Regions from separate parts of the Homo sapiens genome. Here region 2 is linked to region 1. Evidence: read pairs that join two places in POLR2A ChIA-PET (ENCODE). Cell type or tissue: PC-9. All regions are shown on one strand. Links, peaks and the distances in the headings refer to the core of each region. The heading gives the core; the rest is flanking DNA.

The links. Peaks named below come from ENCODE experiments on the same cell type or tissue, not always from the same donor. Only the 100,000 strongest peaks of a DNase experiment are listed, where the experiment ranks them.
Region 2: POLR2A ChIA-PET joins it to region 1 with 10 read pairs; 2 of 35 experiments call an interaction of 5 or more read pairs at or near these places.

Annotation. Positions count from the first base shown.
Region 1 is chr4:149,457,152-149,460,079 of GRCh38, reverse strand. The region is part of intron 12 of IQCM (IQ motif containing M); the gene reads left to right. Among named protein-coding and RNA genes, the nearest start is that of LINC02355, 300 kb to the right of the region's middle. In PC-9, for the core only: no CTCF peak of the experiment used is centred there; no DNase peak of the experiment used is centred there.
Region 2 is chr4:150,125,574-150,128,501 of GRCh38, reverse strand. All of the region lies in intron 2 of DCLK2 (doublecortin like kinase 2), which reads right to left. Among named protein-coding and RNA genes, the nearest start is that of DCLK2, 49 kb to the right of the region's middle. In PC-9, for the core only: no CTCF peak of the experiment used is centred there; a DNase peak (open chromatin) is centred at 1,421; H3K27ac peaks cover 453 bases.

The sequences.
Region 1 (2,928 bases), core at 131-2,630:
GAGTGTTGGTGAAGATGTGGAGAAATTGGAACCCTTGTGTACCGTTGGTGGGAATGTAAATGGTATATAGCCTCTGTGGAAAACTGGCAACTTCTCAAAAAATAAAAATAGAATTATATGATATGATCCAGCAATTCCACTTCTGAGTATTTACTCAAAATAATTGAAAGCATGGTCTTAAAAAGGTATTTGTTCAACCCACGTTCGCAACAACATTATTCACAGTAGCTAAAATGTCTATTGATGGGTAAATGGATAAGCAAAATGTGGTATATACATATAATGGGATATAATTCAGCCTTAAAAAGAAAGGAAATTCTGGAATATACTACGACATAAATTAATCTTGAGGACATTATGCTATGTGAAATAAGCCAATCACAGACAGATTCTGTATAAGGAACTTAGAACGGTCAAAATCATAGAGATAGAAAGTAGAATGTTGGTTGCCAGGGGCTGGGGGAGGAGAGAGTGGGGACTTATTGTTTAATGAGTCTAAAGTTTCAGTTTTACAAGATGTAAAGAATTCTGGAGATAGATGGTGGTGATGGTTGTACAACATTAAAAATGCATTTAATACCACTCAACTGTACATTTAAAAATGGCTAATATGGTAACTTTTATGTTATGTGTATTCTACTACAATAAAAACATTGGGAAAGTTGGGGAAAAGGGGTGTGTGCTTCATTTTTGCAATTACTTCTTCACTGTTCTCTTTTCAGTTAATTCAACAGCCAACATTTAGTGATTACCTGCCAAGTGCCAGGCACTGGCAAGGCAGAAGTGAATGGCTGAGAGACACATCTGACATTAATGGGAGGCAATGTAATAACCTCAGCACAGAGCACCCTTGGTTTCATCCTGTATGTGTTTTGTTTTTATCTCATTTAAAGAAGAGAACAATTATTTTATATTTATCTCAAATATGTGATCATACCATAACCTTTTCAAATAAGTTTTCTTGAGGTATTTGGAACATTGTTGTGTCAGCACAGTCACAGTCACTCTATGAAACATGTGGGAATATTTTGAAAGCCTCAGGCAGGGATTCACACCCCCACTGCACTATAACCTAGTGGTGCTGAAAGTAAAATAACAACAGAAACCCTCTATCTAGCTTTATTGTTATGACTTCCATTAGCCATTTACTAGACTGGATGGCTGCCTAGGGCACCCAAAAGATAAACTATTTAATCTGTGGTAAAGCATAATCCTGAAACCTAGTATTTTACAGAGGATAATGGAAACTAAATAGTTTTTATAGATTATATCTGCTTGCAACCTATTAATCAATTACTAAATTTTTCTATTCCTCACCACATGGAGAAAAGATTTTGCTACCAAAATACTAAATTCTGAATTAGCTTTTAGAACGTTTAAGACAACAAACTAACTTGTCTATAAGAACATTGGGTAAAATAGTTAGGATTTCTCCTTTTTAATCTTTTCCCTAAGAAAATTAACTCCTAAGTTGGTTTTCTGTCTTGCAAACTAGATGCTAAAAAATTAAAACCTACCACACAGCAGGGTTATTTAATTTTAAAAGATTGGCATTTAAGAAAAGTCAAAAAACACTAAGAGGATTAGAGAATAATCTTATACTTTAGAGCTTAAATGTTCGCTTTATTTTCACTTATTTCTTATTGTCTTTTACTAAACTTTGGCTCTAAATTTACTTACTGGGTACTTTTTAAAAAATAAATCTTAAGAGCTTTTATCATTTCTTTTTTCCTGAATTTATTTTGTTCATGTATTCAAAAGTACTAAGCATAGTACACTGTTTACTGCTTAGGGAAGCTCCTTTTACATTCTTTGTTGGTGTTATTTTAATATTAATAAAATCACATTATTTCTCAGGTGGCTAATGTAATTTAAATGATTAGCACAGTATCTTAGTTATTAAGCACTTTCAAGTATAAAATTAAGCAGTTTCCAAACACTTTCATATTTGTTTTCCTGAAGGGGTTTTATAAATCTTAACCTGTGGTACTTACAAAGCTAAATTTTTTTGTTGGTTGTTTGTTTGAAATCTACCTCCCTACTCTATTTTATGTTGCTTCTTTTATGTTCAACTTTGTTGAACAAAGTTCAACAAAGCATCACCCCTCTCGCATCACCTTTACTGATGTGCATATAGCAGTGCTTAATTTATGTCTCCTAAACAATTATAACTTGTATATGATGTAAGGAAAAGAAAGTAACAAGTCAAAATGAATGTCTAATTTTTTGTTCTCCCTCTTAAAATACATATATTTTTCTTTATTACCAAAAGGGAGCGTGATTGCTATAGAAAATGTTACAGTTACAGAAAACAGTAGAATTCTAAAATCTATTTGTAAATCACATCTTTAAACCATAACGTTGGCATCATGGTACCCTTTGTTCCAGTCTCTTTTTCAAGAAATAACTTTCTATATTTTGATCATACTTCTGTATCATTTTATCCTTCAGCTAACCAACCTCTGATAAGTCTTTTTTTTTCTTTTCTTAGGCTAGTAGCAAAACAAAAACAAAAACAAAACCTAAAACTGATGTTTTTCATGTCTTGGTTTTAGAATTATTTCAATTTATTATACATTTAAAAAATCAAGTATTCCAGATGAATGACCCTTTGCTAGAGTCTCTTCTGGAAATGCATATTAGAAGAGAGCAAGCACACTATTCAGTTTATCTCTTCTACTTTTGGGTGCATTTACGTCACCCTGCTTTTGTTCTAATGATAGTGACAAAGGTAGCTGTCACTAAGTATTGAGGAAGCTAGAGAGGACAATCAGAGAGATTTCCAGGGCCTGTGTACATCTGTTTGTGGACAAATAGGACACTCCTTTTTTAGATAGTGCTAATTATAATGTAATCCCAAAGCAGAGAAAGTTTCTCAAAGTTTTCTTGTAACTCTAGTTATAAGCAAGTGAGATAGGTGAAAACTGT
Region 2 (2,928 bases), core at 332-2,831, 670 kb before region 1:
ATTAATCCTCTTACAATTTCTCAAGGGTAACCCATAGCCCAATGGATGAGGTCCAAATCTCTTGGAAATGCATTGTATGCGCTACATAATCTTGTCCTTGCCTACCTATTTGATTTCAAACACCCACATTCTATTACACACACATATCTACACTCCTTACCCTGGCCATTTCAAAACCACTTGCTTTTCCCTTAATACTCCCATATCTTTCCTCTTTATATCCATCAAATTAAGTCATGGTTTCCCAACCTTGGCACTACTGATGTTTTGGGCCCAGTAACGCTGGCAATTCTTTGTTTTGGAGGCCTTTCCTATGCACTGTAGAATATGTGGCAGCATCCCTGGCCTCTACCCATTAATGCCAGTAGCATACCCCACCCTACGCCAGTCATAACATCCAACAATGTCTCCAGAAATTTCCAAATGTCTCCTCATGGGCAAAACTGCCTCCTGTTGAGAATCATGGAATCACGCAGTCATCGAATTTCTAGATGCCTGCAATACCCACAGCTCCTTCTGAGCCAAGTTCATTGCACTTAGGTTGCAGTGCCATATGACTCAAACCACAGCAACTGTTTAAAATAAAGTATGGGTGTTTACCTAAAAGCAGCCAGCTATAGGCAAGAATGTGGAGGCTAATGTTCTATAATGATGCTCTTATACTGGGCAATAACCAACCAACTCCACCAGACATATCCTAGTATCTAGGGGCTTAATGCCAAACACGCTGAAAGAGACAAAGAGTGGCATGGAAACCTGGAGATGTGTGCAAAGAATCAAAATCAGGAGTCTGTAGACACACACGGAGAGAAGGTGCAGCATTAGAAGAAACCTGAGAAGAGTAAACCTTGAGCAGTCACTGAGATACAGAATTGCTACTGTATTTTTGTTGGTCATACGGTCTAATCATGAACCTAACAAGGTTCCCTATAATCCTTACTCCCCATATATCCTTAAATATGTCAAAGGACACAGACTCCAACTTGAAGAAGCTCCCATTGACCACATCTGAGCCAGTAAAATGATAGTAAGGAATTATAACCCATACAATAAAATATTCTTTCATCCATACTGACATAAATAATTGAATAAGTAAGTAAATAGGGGAGAAGGGATAGCTCTTCCTTATCAAGTTAATAAATGTAGAAGGAAATGTGGAAATATAAAACTACTATTTGGCAAACACCACAGTAATAACTGGTGTGGGCAAGAACCATGAGTGGATACCAACATTAACGGGTGAAAGTATGATGAGAAACAAGGTATTGCACACTCTCAAAGTATTTCCCTGCAAGATATTCATTTCTATAAAAAAATTATAAATGTACAGGTGGAGAAACCTAGAAGGCACTTGCTTAACCAAGTGACCAACACTAACTTCACCAGTAATGAGATATATTGAGATCATATACCTTCTGTTATGATTCACTGAAAAGGCACAATATAACTTCCTTAGTATTGTTGCCAAAAATGCATAACCACAATGTATTCACAGGGGAATACCAGAGAACCCAAAATTGAAGCAAACGGTACAAAGCAACTAGCCAGAACTCTTCAAAAAGATCATGAGAGACAAAGACAGACAAAGGAACTGTTACAAATTAGAGGCTATTAAGGAGATATGACAAGTAAATCCATGTGGGATCCTGGATTGGATGCTGTACTAAAACAAAGACATTTATGAGACAACTGGCAAAATTCAAATAAGGTCTGTAGATCAGTTAATAGCACCAACTCTGTTGATTTCCTGTTTTAAATAACTACACTATGTTTACAGAAGATATCAGCATTACGGGAGGCTGGATGGAGGGCATATATAATCTCTGTGTACAATTTGTGCAATTTTTGTAAGTCTAAAGTTATTTCAAAATAAAAGCCAAAATATATTTTTTAAAAATTGTAAAGCCCTAAAAAAAGACCTAAAATACATATTACCATCTCCTGAGATATTCTTCCAAATTAAAGCACCAAATTAAAACCTATTACTCCACGGCCTGGAATATCCTTAACAAATCTGTCACCTCCTCTGTGAAGCATTTTTGATGCCTCTACAAAGAGTTAGCTTCCCTTCTTTGACCACAGTCTCTTGCATCACTGCTGGCTATTAATAGACTCACCCTGACTTAAAATTATTATTAGTTCTTGCATTTGTCTTTTCTACTACAATAAGAGTTCCTCAAAATACAGAGACCTTGTCTTACATATCTTTGTTCCTCATGTGTCTCGTAGAGTGCCTACCATAGAATAGGCACAAAATAATAGCTGAATGAATTAATTATTCATTAGCCAAAAAACATTTTCTGTCGTATCTTAGCCCGCTGCTCACAAACACTGTAAGAATGGCTTCTTAGAGGGGCAACTGGCAAAATTCAAAGGTCTGAAGATCAGTTGACTCCTTTGTGAGTCCACTCTCATAGTATCCAAACATGTTGAGACTGCCTAAAATACTGACTTTAATTTATTGCATAACTGTAACAATAAAGGAAATTTTCAGAAAGAAAAGTCATTCACAATCCTATCACTAAGACAAATTATTTTCTTTTTATATTATTTTATAGTATTGTCTACATGCATAACTATTTTTATTGTGGGTTTTTTGTGGTTTTTTTTTGAGACAAAATTTCACTCTGTTGCCCAGGCTGGAGTGTAGTGGCTCGATCTCAGCTCACTGCAACCTCCGCCTCCCGGGTTCAAGTGAGTCTTCTGCCTCAGCCTCCCACGTAGCTGGGATTACAGGTGCATGCCACCACGCCCAGCTAATTTTTTGTATTTTTAGTAGAGATGGGGTTTCACCACGTTGGCCAGGCTGGTCTTGAACTCCTGACTTCAAGTGATCCACCTGCTTCAGCCTCCCAGAGTGCTCGGACTACAAGAGTGAGCCACCGCGCCTGGCCACACATGCATAACTATTTTTAGATAGTCATTTTT